Linked DNA regions of Homo sapiens: region 1 is linked to region 2. A link is a loop called in an ENCODE intact Hi-C map of the cell type or tissue named here. Cell type or tissue: heart left ventricle. All regions are shown on one strand. Each heading gives the region's core, and the rest is flanking DNA. Links, peaks and the distances in the headings are about the cores only. Region 1 overlaps ARHGAP24 (Rho GTPase activating protein 24). Region 2 has its middle 190 kb from the start of WDFY3.

The links. Peaks named below come from ENCODE experiments on the same cell type or tissue, not always from the same donor. Only the 100,000 strongest peaks of a DNase experiment are listed, where the experiment ranks them.
Region 1: a loop joins it to region 2, with 5 times the contacts of the local background. A loop is called at or near these places in 11 of 110 quality-filtered maps.

The regions. Positions count from the first base shown.
Region 1 is chr4:85,978,950-85,987,297 of GRCh38, reverse strand. The region is part of intron 8 of ARHGAP24 (Rho GTPase activating protein 24); the gene reads right to left. Among named protein-coding and RNA genes, the nearest start is that of MAPK10-AS1, 140 kb to the left of the region's middle. In heart left ventricle, for the core only: no CTCF peak of the experiment used is centred there; no DNase peak of the experiment used is centred there.
Region 2 is chr4:85,148,799-85,157,146 of GRCh38, reverse strand. No RefSeq gene overlaps it. Among named protein-coding and RNA genes, the nearest start is that of WDFY3, 190 kb to the right of the region's middle. In heart left ventricle, for the core only: no CTCF peak of the experiment used is centred there; no DNase peak of the experiment used is centred there; H3K27ac peaks cover 1,475 bases.

The DNA.
Region 1 (8,348 bases), core at 117-8,116, 830 kb before region 2:
ATTATATGTTAATAAGCTTAATTTTTAGAGCAGTTTCAGGTGTACAGAAAAATTGAGCAGAAAGTACAGACGGTTCCTATATACCTCCTCTCCACCGCCTTTTTAAACACAGTTTCCCCTTTTATTAACATCTTGCATTAATGTGGTATATTTGATATACTTGATGAGCCCATATTATACATTATCATTAACTAAAATCCATAGTTTACATTAGGGATCACTTTTTGTGTTGTATGCTCTATGGGTTTTGACAAATACATAATGTCATGTATCCATCATTCCAGCATCATACCGAATAGTTTCACTGCCCTAAAAATTCCTTATGCTCCTGGTATTCATCCTTCCCTTCCTCCCTGAGCTCCCACTGGATCATTTAAAAGATGCTTTAAAATTTGTGAGGACTAATCCATAATTTAAATCTTAGCACTAAGGTAATACCTTTGTGAGAACTCTACACAATGCCTCATTATCAGGACTTTGCACTCTTTTTGTGGGAAAGACAAATTATTTCAAGCTCAGTTTGAGGCCCAGAAGTTGTTCAGACTAAGCATCTCTGGTAAATTCCCTCAAGTCTTGTGTAGTGTCCTCTCATGCAAACATAAATCAGTTCTCATCTACTCTCCGTAGATTTCTGGACGCTCTATGTCTAGTTCTCTCTTCCCTGTTTTCTACTCCCCCAAATTCTAGCTCCCTTGGGCTTCTCATTGTCTGACCTTACTCTCTTCAGCTCAGCAATACCTGGATTTTGCTTGCATTTTTATTCCCTGTGATACTATGTGAAAACTGCCTCCCAGTAGTAATCTGAGGCAATAACTGGGTTCCCCTCATTTGTTTTCTTTCTCTTATGAATCATAGGCATGTATTGCCTGTTGTCCAATGTCTAAAAACTGCTGCTTCATATAGTTTTCTGGTTTTCTAGTTGTTAAATGTGAACAATCTCTATTCCTTCATCATGATGGGAAGCAGAATGCAATATTATTTGTTAGTATTTTAAAATAATGCTGAAAAAACATTCTAAAGGTTTCCTTGAAAGCACATATCTATTATATAGATATGGATATGCTTATATAGCAAGGATATCATTAATGGCTACATCAATATTTGAATGGTAGCAAGAAGAAGAATAATGGTAAGGAATGTATAGATAATTTTTCAAGTAGAAGATAATTTTAAAAGACAGTATTTAAAAAATAAAGCAGTCTCCATGTTTTTCAATAGAATTCATGTCAGTTGACTGCAAATAGTATGTTAACAGCCAAGAATAATGAGTTTCATTCACTTAAACATCCACCAAAATAAGAAAATAAAATAAAAATAACTATTATGGGTTAGTAAATATGTAAGGTTCATTTTCCAACTGGTGCAGTTTTTACTGAAATGAAATAAAAAACCATTTCACTTGGATTACACTCACTCAGATCAGGCTAATGCTGCAAACACCTGTTGTATCTCAGGGGTTACTTCAGCTTTAGAGTATATTTGATTGAATTGTAATTGTGCATGTATAAAATGCACAGCAAATGATTAGGAGGCATGAGCACAAATACAAATTTGATCTCAGAAGTCAGAGCCTGTGAGAGATAATGCCTGTCTGCAGTCTGATCACTACCTCTCTTTTTCAGCCAATCCCCAGAGCTACCAGAGTTACTTTTCTTTTTTAAAACTTTTGTTTTAATTCAGGGGTATAACTGCACGTTTGTTACACAGGTAAACTTGTGTCATGAGGGTTTGTTGCACAGATTATTTCATTGTCCAGGTATGAAGCTTAGTACCCGTTATTTTTCCTGATCCTCTCCCTCCTCCCATTATCCACCCTCCAACAGGCCCCAGTGTGTGTTGTTCCCCTTCCTCTGTCCATGTGTTCTCATCCTTTAGCACCCACCTATAAGTGAGAACATGAGGTATTTGGTTTTCTGTTCCTATGTTAATTTGCTGAGTATAATGGCCTCCAGCTCCACCCATGTCCCTGCAAAGACATGCTCTTGTTCATTTTTATGGCTACACAGTATTCCATGGTGTACATGTACCATGTTTTCTTTATCCAGTCTATCATTGATGGGCATTTAGGTTGATTCCACATCCTTGCTATTGTGAACAGTGCTGCAATGAACATACATACGCATGTGTCTTTATAATAGAATGTTTATATTCCTTTGAGTATAAGAGTTACTCTTCTGGCCGGGCATGGTGGCTCATGCCTCTAATCCCAGCACTCAGGGAGGCCAAGGTGGGCAGATCACCTGAGGTCAGGAGTTTGAGACCAGCCTGGCCAACATGGTGAAACCCCATCTCTACTAAAAATACAAAAATTAGCTGGGTGTGGTCGCAGGTGCCTATAAACCCAGCTACTCAGGAAGCCCAGGCAGGAGAACCACTTGAACCTGGGAGGTGGAGGTTGCTGTGTCCGAGATTGCACCACTGCCTTCCAGCCTGAGTGACAGAGTGAGACTCCATCTTGAAAAAAATTAGTAGTAAAATAAAAGAGTTGTTTTTCTAAAACAAAAAAATCCAATGTCAACATGCTCTTGCTCAATAGTTATCAAAGATTCCTGAATGCAGAATGGTTTATAAGGCCTTGAAAATATTGTGAAGTCTTTCCAGCCATTCTTTCACCAATCTTCCCTATATGCCCCGACATCATTGACCTTACCAAAATTTTCACTTGGATGCACCCTGATCTTTCTTTCTGCTAAAGACTGAATGTTTGTGTCCCCAACAAGATTCATATTTTGAAATCCTAACCCCCAGTGTGATGGTATTAGGAGGTAAGGCCTTTGGGAGATAACAAGGTCATGGCAGCCCTCATAAATTAGATTAGTACGAGCATAAAAGAGATCCCAGAGAGCTCCTTCACTCCTTCAGCCAAGTGAGGACACAGCAAGTAAACAGCTGTATGTGAACCAGGAAATGGGTCCTCACCAGAAACCTATCTGCTGGTGCCTTGATCTTGGACTTCCCAGACTTCAGAACTTAATAATAAATTTCTGTTCTTTATAAGCTACCCAGTCTATGGTGTTTTGTTATAGTAACTCCAGTGGACTAAGACACTCACCCACTTACCAATCTATATTTCTTTTTCTGGTGGAATGACTCTTTAAATGTCCCATCTGTGATGGTTCCCCGACCTCTAAGAAAAATACCATAATTCCCTACTTTTGATCTCATAGGCCTGTGACATATCCTGTATATAACATTTTTCATACTATAATTGAATATTTAGTGGTTCAAATCTGCAACTAGGCTAGGCTGTAAGTTCCTGTAGGGCAAAACTTTTCCTTATGCATCTTTGCATTCGCAGGCTTACTGATGAGCATTGCATAAAGCAGTTGCTTAATGAATATTTATTGAATGATAAATTAAGACATATTTTAAAAGATTATTATTGTGAAGAGTTAATTCTACCCTCAGATATGATCTAATTTTATATAAATCAGGAGAATGAATAAGAAAAGAGGAGAAACTTATTTGTGGACGTAAGAAAATGAGTAGATTCAGAGAATGAGGAAGGGCAGAAGAAGACAAGAGACCCTGCTTGGGTGGATTTGGGAGAGTTTTGAGGGACACTGCATGGAATGGATTTGGGAGAGTTTTGAGAGCAGGGGAGACAATAACAGAGTACTTTAAAACAACTTTCTTACTGTAGTTTTGATTTGCATTTCTCTAATGATCAGTGATGTTGAGCTTTTTAAAGTAAGTTTGTTGGCTGCATAAATATCTTCTTTTGAGAAGCGTCTGTTCATGTCTTTTGCCCACTTTTAATGGGGTTGTTTTTGTTTTTGTTCTTGTAAATTTGTTTAAGTTCCAATGAGATGCCATCTCATGCCAGTCAGAATGGTGATTATTAAAAAGTCAAGAAACAATAGATGCTGTCAAGGATGCAGAGAAATAGGAACACTTTTATGCTATTGGTGGGAATGTAAATTAGTTCAACCATTGTGGAAGACAGTGTGGTGATTCCTCAAAGATCTAGAATCAGAAACAACATTTGATCCAGCCATCCAATTACTGGGTATATACCCAAAGGAATATAAATAATTCTGTTATAAAGATACATGCACACATATGTTCACTGCAGCAATATTCACAATAGCAAAGACATGAAATCAACCCAAATGTCCATCAATGATAGACTGGATAAAGAAAATATGGTACATATACATCACGGAATACTTTGCAGCCATGCCATAAAAAGGAATGAGATCATGTCCTTTGCAGGGACATGGATGGAGCTGGAAGCCATTATACTCAGCAAACTAATGCAGGAACAGAAAACCAACCACCCCATGTTCTCATTCACAAGTGGGAGCTGAACAATGTGAACACATGGACATAGGGAGGGGAACAACACACACTGGTGTTTGTTGGGAGAAGGGGGGGAAGGGAAAACATCAGGAAATGTAGCTGATGGATGCTGGGCTTAATATCTAGGTGATGGGTTGACAGGCACAGCAAATCACCATGGCACATGTTTACCTATGTAACAAACCTGCAAATCCTGTACATGTGCCCCAGAACTTAAAATAGAATAAAATAAAACAAGTTAAAAAAACACACAAAAAACAACTTTCTATGCATTAAGAATGCAGTCAGATTTAGTATTTTCTCTAGAGACACAATAAACATCTAACTTGTTTCTAATTATTTTTGGATGCAAGAACACTTTTTCTTTAAATACTGACTCATGCTGAAGAGTGGGCCAGGATGTAGCTAGGTGGTTTATGTGCTCAGTGAGGTCTCCTGAAAGTTTGGTTGCTGTGAGCTGGTTTCCCCTGGGGCCTGATTGATCCTGGGTTAAATGAAACAACTACACTCCCAGGGAATGGGGAGACCTTCCCGTGACCCCCAACAAATTATGATAACAGATGGGATTATTTTGCTTCTCCATTTTTCCTGTACTTCAAAAACAAAACAAAACAAAACAAAAACAACTTATCTACTTGTGCACCTATCCCTTACACAATTATTGGTGTACCTAGAGAAATTTACTTTTCTCATTGGGTATCAGGTTTCTTATCCACAAAAGAGGCAGGGGGACACTATGCAATTTTTAAAAGATTTCTCCTCAAATAACAAGATTTGCAACAAGAGTTTAAAGAATAACAACAACAAAAACACTGACTTCTAGGAAGATGATGGCAGCACAGTATTGGATCTCCTGAAATTCTCACATAAAAACAGAGCAACTAGATAGCCAAGTCAAAACTCATGGGCAACATTTCCAAAAAACTAGCTGACAGGGTATCTCCCAAAAGCCCCAAATACATGTTGGTCGAGACAAATCCCCATTTCCACAAGGCCTGCATGATGTCAGTGTCTCTGTAGAGGGAAGGAAAGAGGAGCAATGGGGGCTCTGATGGTCCTGGAAATAGAATATCCCCAAAGCGCCCCATAGATATTCACTGGAAAATGCGAAGAGTTAATTTAAGAAGAGCGGCTAAAAGTGGGAGGGATTGCACCTAGTCCAATAGAGGTGGCCAATGGCAAGGTCTGAAGGAGTGAGACATCCAGCCCCTAAGATCTCTCCACACTGACCAGCCAGGACTCCCTTCCAGACAGGGCTTTGCATGGAGGGGATACTGCTAAGAGAGAGGTGAAAATTGGGAAGGACTAGGAGAACAGAAATGAAAAAACAGGAAGAAAGACCAATGAAAATCAACAAGGCAATAAAGCCAGGACATCTCAGGAAGCAAGATGTCATATTTTTTGATATGATGGGAAAAAACAGATTGAGCTCTGTGAAGTCAGAAAAGCTAACCTGAATGGATCCTTTACACACACATGGAGTTGTGACAACATGTCATTTGGAAAATTCACTGAGTTATGCTAATCTTCCAAATCCTGACACACGTATTTCTATAGTATCAAAGATACTATAGATTTGTTAATATCAACACTAATCTCACCAGAAATGTGCTTAGGAATTTAGGAAGCTGTCAAGCTCAAGGTTTTGAATACATATTTGTCACATGCAAGTTTAAATTCTGTCAATGGCAACAAACTCTGACAGCTGTATTTCTTGAAGTGAAACGTTTAGTTCATTTTTGAGAATGTGTCTGCTAAATGCTCTAGTCTGAATAACTGTAGTTTGTCAGTTGTCCTTTCAAATAAAAATGGAGTTCCAAGAAAAATCAGTTAGTGCTGCTCAAATATCACACAAATGCTTCCCCTTGAGCCAATCATTGTGTTACTTTTAGAGGGAGCATGCAGAAGTGCTTTATACAGACAGCCGTCTCTGCACCCTAATATGAAAGAAATGTGTTCTCAAGGTCGTATATTTAATGCAATTAATATATTTTACTGTTCAGTAAGAACATTCCTAAGTAAAATTGGAATTTTCTTCCCTATTGTAAATGCGTGGTGGTGAAGAATATGGTGCTAGTTGGGTTTGGTGGCACTGCCTTGATTTGTACTAAGGTGCCAGCTGCTGTACCCGTCACTGCTTTAGCACCATCTGTGCAAATGTCAACACAGTGAAAGGGCAACAGCATCTTCATATTACTATGAAAATACATTTGAGGCCATGGACCTCCTGAATGCATCTCTGGGGCCCCCAGTTATCTGAATATTATATTTTGAGAATCTCTAGGCTGGAAAGACATCAATACAAGGACCAGTAGTGAACATTAAGTGGATAGATTTACATACATATCTCCAAAGATTAAATGAGGACTAAAATGGAGAGGGAATAGTGTATAATGGGTATATATTCTGAAAGCATATAGTATAAATATTAAAAGAATAAAAGGAGGATTAAAAGAGCACATGTAAAGAATTTTGCAGTAACCATACTGGTGTTGGTATTGTTATCCTGAGACTACTGTGTGTGTGACGAGTTATAGAGCAAATGATTAATTATGAGATGTTCTAATTCTGTTATCCTCAGTGTCTTTGCAAACCAGGATTCCTTGGAAGAAAGGGAATAAAACTGTAAAGAGAAAGGAATAAATAAAAACCCTGTAGTTATAATTTTGAATTGTAACTAATGTGAACTTGTGAGGCACTTTTTCTTTAATAGGTAAATGTGTATATATGTTTATTATGCATGTAATATGTACACATGTAGTGTGCATTTATATCTACTAGCTCTGCCCACTAAAAAGACTAGAAACAATGACCAAGCCAGTAGCAATGAGTATCACTGGCACTAAGCATCTAGCTTGCCTTAAAATATCATTTCCCCACTAAAAGAAGTCAGGAGTTTTTGGAAATTGACTGATTCCAGGTTTGGGGCATAAAACATATGAGCCTAAGAAATCTTGTCATACTACAAAGAAAAATAGCTACCCCAAACTAGGAAGGCCTGTCAAAAGAACTAAGAAGACAACTTGAAGATGCTTCCACTGGCCAAAGATGGGAAAATTTGAGATTCAGTGAAGGACAGTACTTACAATGTATTGACCAAGCAAATTGATTTTAATACATGACTTTATAATGATATTTTTTAAATATTCACAATAATACGTATACTGGGAAGACAAAGAAAATAGTACTCATTTTTAGAGGAGTTAAAAAATCTGTTTATGTGCTTTAAAAGCTGGTAAGTAAAGGGAAAGATTCAAGCAGCATTTGTCTTGCCTTTTAAAGATACCATTGGGTTCCTAAGCAGTAGATGAGAAGAAAATTTTTTAAAGTGTTCAAATTATTAATTTAAAAATTAAAATATTGCCACATGGATGAACCTTGAGGACATTATGCTAAGTGAAATAAGCCAGTCACAACAAGTATAACAGGTATATGAGGTACCTAGAGTAGACAAATTCATAGAAACTGAAAGCAGAAGGGTAGTTGCCAGGGCCTGGGGGAGAGGGAAAGGGGAGTTCGTGTTTAATGGGTAGGGAGTTTCAGTTTTGCAATGTAAAAAAGCTCTGGAGATGGATGGCGGTGATGGCTGCAAGACTATGTGAAAGTACTGAATGCTACTGAACTGTGAACTTAAAAATGGTTAAGATGATACATTTCATGTTATGTGTGTTTTACCACAATAACGAGTTGAAAAAACCACATAATTACAATATCAGCATTTCAGCTTCCAGCGAATTAATAGCTTTAGGAATTTCATTAAGTTCACAAAAAGAGAGATGAAGTGACATTATGTGTCTCCTGATTAAAGGACACAACACAATCAAAGGTCACGCCAAGCAGATCAAACATGGATTTTATCCAGGTCCTAACTTGTAGGAAATGCAGAGGGCAGAGAAATATTAATATATTACATTGCACCATGAATCAACAAATCCGTGGATCAACAAATCCAGACTACGGGAAACTCTACAAGTGAAATAACATGATTTTTCAAATGGCAAATTATAGGGGGTGCTGTATATTAAAAAATTCTTAAAAGGTATCAA
Region 2 (8,348 bases), core at 61-8,060:
TCCTTGTGAAAATGTATACCATTATTTTTTGTTTAAAATAAAAAAAAAACAAAAAACAAAGATGTATTCAAGTTAAGGTGTACTGAAAACAGAAATGTGAATGGAAATATAAACTGGGTTTTAAAAAATATTGTAGGATTCCCATTATACAAAAAGTTATTTTTAAGATGGCTTCTGGGAACACACCTCAACTAGTTAAGTAACTTTCTGGGGTGAGCATGAGTGGGACTGATGGAGAGACTTGACACATAGAAGAATGTTCGAAGATGTCTACTTTTTCATTTCAGACAAATATCCTTTACAATAGTAACTCTCAACTTGGGATGTATATTGAAATCACCTGCGAACCTTTAAAAAGTACTGATGCCTAGGTTCTCCTCACAGAGATTTTTATTCCATTGATCTAAGGTGCAGACTTGCCATATGACATTTTAACTAGCTCCTTACCATGACTCTACTGTGCTGCCAAGGTTAAGGACCATTGCTTTAGAAAATTGCTTCTCTGTCTTTTCTCTCAAGTGGAAGCTACAAAATTTCTCTTTAGAAGGAATTTAGATGAAGCAAGCTGGTGTCTGCATAGCAAATCCACAAATTTTACTTAGGGTATGCTATTTAGAGGTATTAAGGGATTTATTTTGATTAGTGGAAAACCACCCCTCCCACCAACCCCGTACATTACCCATGTAGAGAAGAACTTGGACTTCGGCAGATCTTGGATTGAATTATAACTGCAGTGGCCAACATGGTGCACTGCTCACATCTCCCCTTAAGAGGACCTGCTCGCAAGATCACAGCTGATAGGCAGCCTACTGCTGTCCACACTTTTGGATCCACCTTGGAGCTCATATCCTGTATGCTTTCATAGTGCTGCTCCCAACCAATGACTGGGCGTGGGAGGGGTATCAGAATTAGGCCACTTCTACACAGTGCAGGATTCCTGTAATAAGCTTGGGGATTCCTAAAACACCAGCCTGGCAGAGATTTATCAGAAGTGCCTTCAATCTGAGGTTCTTCCTGACAAGTGCTCCTTCCTTCTTCCTCCTTTCCTGGGTGTCAGACCCGTAATATGGTACAAGGACCCTCCTACTTCCTCCTCTATCTTTCACAGCCATTCCCCTGACAAATGTCTTGCAAATCTAATCCCATCTTTGTGTTTACTTATCTAAGAATGCAAATTGACACATGTTCTACCACTTGAAATAGGGATAATTACCTTCTATGAGCTTCAGTTTTTTCATCTGTTAAAATGAATAGAATAAAAATAAGGGATAGTGTGAAGATTGAATGAATAGACTGAATGTGTTATCAATGAACAAGGTAACCAACTTCCTAGCACATAGGAAGAAGTTAATAAACATTAATATCCCTTCTCAGCTTTCATGAGAAAGTATATTTCTCTCAAATCATTGAGCATTTTGTTCTACAACTTATCTTTTATGCACTATGGCTGCGCATAACATAGGACACATAATGAATAAGATAAGGGGTTTCTAAAGACAAATCCAGCAATAAAGATCAGAGTAAAAGGCCTATTACCCTATATGTGATATTATTCACCTGGCCTGAGACAGATGCACAAATAAAAATATTTTATAAAAATAAATCCTTGGGAAATTTTTTCTTACATATATTTTATATACATATTTATCAAATACCATATATGAAAGTGTCTGACTGCTAAACTTCCTCTCCTGTTCAGAACATGGAAAAACAAGGATGCATGAGTGCCATCAGCTAATGTCTCTGGGCCTAAAGAAGGACTCCTGCAGGTTTGTACTCAGCCTCAAAAGTGTAGATTTTCAAGAAATCACTCACAGTTCATGCAAATCCAGACAGGCTTGCTGTCAACAGAAACTTACAAGGTGCCTCCTGGCAAGGATCTTGCAGGTAAGCTAACAGCACTATCCAAAAATGATGGAGGAACGGAAATGGAAAATAGAGAATTGTATTTACTTGTTGCTTCAAAATATAAATATAAAGGGAAAACTGAATTTAAAATCCAGTCAGTTCTGCTACAATACAGTATCTGCATTCCTTAAATTACCATGCTATGCCAAGTTGCACTAAAAGAAATGGTTCATGAGAAAATGGGGTTAAAATCAGAAACATCAGTTACACATTAAAAAAATAGAAAACTAATAAAATGGTATTACAGTTTTATACACATGAAATAGTTATGAAATACATAAATACTACAATAAATATGGTGCTTTACCTTGAAAAAGACCTGAAGTTTGCAGAAGGGTTGCAGCTTATGAGTTATTATGAAATGGCAGAAGGAAGGTTATCTGAAGTGGATCTGCAAGTTCTAACACCAGATGTGGGTGGGCGTGGCTCATAATACACATAGTGAAATGAGGTAAGGGGTAGATGTTAATATGTGAGATGTGTGTATGTGTGTGTTTTATAAATTCCTATGCAGCTGGGTTCAACTGGCTACAGTTGACTGCAGTCTCTCACAAACAAAATTGTGCAGAAGCAAAGGCAAAATTTGTGTCATGCTTCAAATGCTCCTTAATATATCAATTGTGTTGGAACAATTTCAAGTTCTGCACTATAGACAAACTTACTGTATACTGTAAGTCCCAAAGGAAAATTTTTGTTTTACTGATGGGGGTATTTCATTAAGACTTAAGAGAATGCATCCCTGAACTAACCATTTAAACAAAATGGGAAAAAACAAGTTGTTGATTAATACTCAGAATTACATTTATGTACACTAAATTTATATAGAAGGACAGAGACAGAGTGGGGCTTTTTAATATTATTTTAGGCTGGGCATGGTGGCTCATGCCTGTAATGTAGCACTCTGGGAGGCCGAGAGGAGCAGATCACCTGAGGCCAGGAGTTCAAGACCAGCCTGGCCAACATGGTGAAACCCCATCTCTGCTAAAAATACAAAAATTAGCCAGGCGTGGTGGTGGGTGCCTGTAATCCCAGCTGTTCAGGAGGCTGAGGTAGGAGAACTGCTTGAGTCCAGGAGGCGGAGGTTGCAGTGAGCAGAGATCATGCCATTGCACTCCAGCCTGGGCAACATAGCAAGACTCCATCTCAGAAAAAATAAAATAAAACAAAATAATATTATTTTATCATTACTGAGAAGCGATTGTTCATCAAATAATTTTTTCACAGTATAGGCGAAAATTATTTTTTTCACATATAGGAAAAAATTATTAACTCATCTTTAGTTCCAGAAGATACATATCTCTTCTTTTCATATTCTGAGTTGATGTTGTTAAGATTTTTTTATGGTCCAGTTTTCAGCTTTGTCAGTGTCTTATGCCCTGGTAGCTTGCATTTCACATGAATCTAGGCACTCACAAACTTCTGACACTGATCATTAAGAGAAACATACTGACTTCTGGTCCCACTTAGACATTCCTTATGTTGGTGACTATGGACCATATGGCTTAGAAAGATCATTTACCATTTCAAGGCTTCTCCTAATGTAAGGAAGAGTAAAACTAGGTTTTAACCTTCCTACCAAAATCCTTATAATAGGAACTGTGGACTTCAAATTGCAATCCATTTGTACAGAATGTAAAAGCTAAAACTTTACCTTCATATGGTATTTTACAAGTTTGCCAAGTTCTTTCACAACTATTACCTCATTTAATTTAATGTAATTACATCTCCCTGTATCAATGCACACTGTGAATCATTTTCCTGTTTATTCAATTTTTTTCCATCCATGTTATTTGAAATCTTTCCAGCTTACTTTTGGAAAGCAAGACTTAACCCAGCATTTCCAGAAAAGTGTTACATTGAGTGCTTGAAGAGATCAGTTACAGCTAGCATATGTAAAGCACCTGGGGAAACCCTCTGCAGCAGAATTAAAATTGATGACGCATCAGTCAAGCCATTCAACTGGTGAGCTCCTCAATTACTTAGAACACATAAGTCCTTTGTGTTTGTTTGGTTTTTATTCTGGAAAGAAACACTTGTTTCAAGACAGTCTATCAAAGGAGGCCACAGGGGAAAAATCGAATCAGGTCATGTTGAGAGGGACTAGAACTTCACTCCTCTGCTTTCCGCAAAGAGGGGTTTATCCTAAATACGTCCAGCTTCTTGTGCACAAAGATGGAGTGAGTTACCTGACAGGTGAGTTTCAGAAAGGAACTGGAAACAAGTATCCCAGCTCTTTCTGCCATCCACCCTTGTGATCCAGCTAACTACAGAGAGCAGACATTCAGTTGTGTTATCCCAAGCCTCATGTATTAGAGGGCAGACTCTGCCTCTGCCTCTACCTACGATTGGGAAGTTGAATTCAAGACAGTGTTTAGAATATGATGCCTTGAGCCAGGAACATTAAGAGATAGATGTGGAGTGCAATTTGGGTAGCAAAACTAAAATTGAATCTTGAGGGACTGGAAGAGATCAGGCTGTGTCTTTTGTTGACCTCGGTGGTTTGCAAGGGCTTGTATTGCATTATACAACTGGTTTTCACAGCTGTTGTTGTGCATATAATCAGTGCAGCCTAAGCAGCAGCTTTAAACCTGGGGCTTTAAAAGGATGGGTCACTAGAGGATTTTGAATTTGTCGGGGACCTGTAGCTTATGGTGGCTTGTTCACGGGTGTGTGGCTATTTTTATATAGGGAGAAGCTGTTTTTCCACAAGCAAGCCTTCCCAGGCTTTAAATAAAGCCACATGGGCCAAAAAGACTTGTGGAAGCTGGCTGCTACATCAGGACCTTAAACTACCCACTGTGTGTGACAAGAGGTGAAGCAGTTTTTGTTGATTTTTCTATATTTCTAAACCATGTATGTAGGCATTGTCTTCAAAGTGCACAGGCATCTAAGTTCTATGAGTGCTTCAGAGCACATGTGTGTGAGGTCCTAACTTTACATATTTTGTACCAGACCAACTGTCTTGAAGAACACATGGAGATACCCATTCTCACTAAACCTCCCTAAGGCTTCAAATTTCAAAAATTATCAAAAACACTTTGAGTTCAAAAATTTACTGAGGGTGTCTCTCCAGCTGGACTGGTTATGAGTAGGAGGAAGAGTTCCGAGGACTAACCAATTTTATAGCAAGACCAGTGGATCCACCACCATGGCAGAGGAGAAAGTGGATAACATGTTACTAGACAGAATCCACACTACACCACCATCAGGATGCCTGAAACACATGGCCAGATAAGAATGCAGAAGCTCTTGCAAATTCCTAAGCTTACCCAGCATGTCTCAAATATCCTTTTGTAGCAGAGACCATGTGCATAGATGGATTTTTCTTCAAGATCTGGTAGTTCTCTAGTGCCAGAGGTAACGTCTTTATGGCCAATTCTCCCAGTTGAATGCAAGGTCTCCAATCATTGACTCTAAAAAACTGGCATACAGTGGCATCCTGATTAAACCAAAATCAAGACTGTCTATCCTATTCCCAGATCTCATTAAATGTCTTTTATAATCTTTGGCATCACTAAATACTGAGTTTCCCTGGGAAAACTGTTCCAGAGGCTGGAGATTCATTTTTTCTCAATCTGATGTGAGTGAGGCCAGTGTCATAATAATCTTGTAAACCCCCTTCAAAATAATGAGGCACATCAAAAATTTGGCATTGAATTCATGCAACTTCTGAAGCTGTGAAAGAACTACACCCATTCTGTGAGAAATAATCCAAGCTGCAGCTGCTGAAGGAAACTCATCCTCCCCAGCCACCAAGAATTCTCTGCTGACACTGATCAGAATGAGAAATTGGAAGCGATGTTTTTATCACTAATTTTTTTGAAATAACAAAAGTGAAATATATGTGTGTCTGGTTTTTAATTCATTTGAACTATACCATTTAAGAGTTTAAATTTGCTCTTTTATTACTGTTGAAGGATTTAATAATGGGCAGAGATTTATATAACAGTTTAGGACATCTAGTTTTGGCATACTATTATTGGGATGGCCTCATGTAGTCATTAAATATCATTGCAAAATTTCTAATAAGCTTGGACAATTTAGATGGATATCATTTGGATTGAGAAGAGAAAGGAGAGAGAATTTTCAGCTCTAGTATAGACTGACCTTTTTGGATATTTCCAAGAGAAAATGTTGTCTCTATCACCAGTGGTCCCAGGCAGAGCCACCAGAAGTCAGATATCAGTGGTAACCATCTGCTTTCTACAGACCTGATGATTAGGTTCCATAATATAAGAAAACAAGCACCTGGAGAATATTTTGGGGGCTGGGGGTAAGGACAGTTATTTGCTTTTTCTCAGTTTTCTGTAATGGGGTTTTCCCAAGGTTTCTCACCCTAGAAACGTGGAGTCAGTTACTTAATTGATAAGTTTGGGAGAGGAACTAAGTAGGCATAGCTCAGCCCTTTTTTGTTGTTGGAGTCTCACTCTGTCACCCAGGCTGGAGTGCAGTGGCGCAATCTCGGCTCACTGCAAAGCTCCGCCTCCAGGGTTCATGCCATTCTCCTGCCTCAGCCTCCCGAGTAGCTGGGACTACAGGCACCCGCCACCAAGCCCGGCTAATTTTTTTGTATTTTTAGTAGAGACAGGGTTTCACCGTGTTAGCCAGGATGGTCTCGATCTCCTGACCTCGTGATCCGCCCGCCTCAGCCTCCCAAAGTGCTGGGATTACAGGCCTGAGCCACCGCACCCGGCCAGCTCAGCCCTTTTCCCTCCACATTTCTGAGGGAGCCAGCTACCCTGAAAGTGTATACATGTTCCACCTAGCCTTTAGCTATAGCGGAGGCAGACTGTCACCCAGGAGATTCCAAGTTTACTCTGGCTGGGCCTGCAGTTTGTTATTAGGATGCCCATTATTGCCACATCCATAAGGCACATTCTCCAATATTAGTTTTTTATCAATCATAAGGAATAAAGGGATATGTTGATCTCTCTAATCTCCATCTATCTTGCCTCATACATACAGATAATGTTGGAGTGTGTGTGTGTGTGTGTGTGTGTGAGAGAGAGAGAGAGAGAGATCAGCTTAGACAGGGAAACCAAGGCTGTCGTTTATTGGGCTTGTTTAAGGGTGTACAAGGCAAAAGAAGAGGACTTCCTAACAATACTTAGTCCAGCGAGGTAATAAAAGCCTAGATCCAAGGTTTGAGAGCCATGGAGCTATACCAAAGGGAGCTACTGAAAAACATTGCTTCCCTCAATTTATCAAATGAGAAAATATGAGCAAAAAAGAACAGTTCCAAGTTTAGTATTTCCAATTTCACATCCACTGTGGTTTTAAGTTTATATAGTGGACCCCATGGAATTATTTGAGCATCTGAGCTTAAGAAGCCAAGAATACAATGTGCCTTAAAGCAGGAATTGAGTCATATAAAAGGCATGAAGAAATCAAAAGCAAAAGCACAGCTGTAGGGTGTTGGCAGTGACAATCTGTACACAACATTGGAAGATGAGCTACCTCTTCCTTTCTCCCCCATCATCACACATTCAGCATCTCTTGTCAGGCTGAAACATGCAGTATGGTCATTTGAAGGGAGCAATGTGTAGAATTAGAAGTCAGAGCGCTGGTGCAGGGTATTTCCCCAATAGTATTTAATGAATCTTATAAAGTCCATTTTCATGACCACATTGACAGACCATGGCAACAGTTTTGTTGGTCTTTATAATTTAGGGCATTTTTTTTGTATGTCACTCAACAATCCTCTGATATGAACAAAAGAGACACTATTCTTTCCTATAAGATAAAAACAAATAAAAAACTGAAGCTTGGATAAACCATATCTATGGTTTACCCAAGATAAAGTCATTAGCCAACAACTTAGGAACAGATCAGAACCAGAATGCTAACTGCCCCCCACCTTCCAATTCAATATTATTTTCTGTAATCTATGTTTTATACAGCTGGCAAATTAAAATAGAGGTATTTTCTCAGTAAAAATTCAGTCCAGGTTTGACAGTTCCCCTTCTAATCTACTGTATGGACTATTTAGCCAACTGTCCTGTGCTAGGAAAGTACTCCCCAGCATGGACAAGGATATAACCCCGTTTGATTTCATTTATATCCCAAAGTGGAGTTAAATAAACAGAAAGACATGATCTACATTAATGAAAAAAGATAGATGGAAATTTTTTGTGTGTTTTAGAGCCACTTAAATGTTGCCAGTCTCAAATTATCTGTACAAGATTTAAAGTATGGAGTTGAAAAACATAACAACAGTGAAAAAAATCGGAATATACTGACTCCTCCCCTTCTCCCACCACCAATAACTACCTAACTTACAAAACTGCTCCTAAAGATAATCATACAAACAAGCTATAAACGCTGAATTAACACCGAAAATTAAAGTAGGGTAAGACAGAGAATAAAAAGATACTCTCTGACATGACTTCTTAAAGTTGTAATTAGACATATGTGAGTGTGTGAAATACACACACCACACA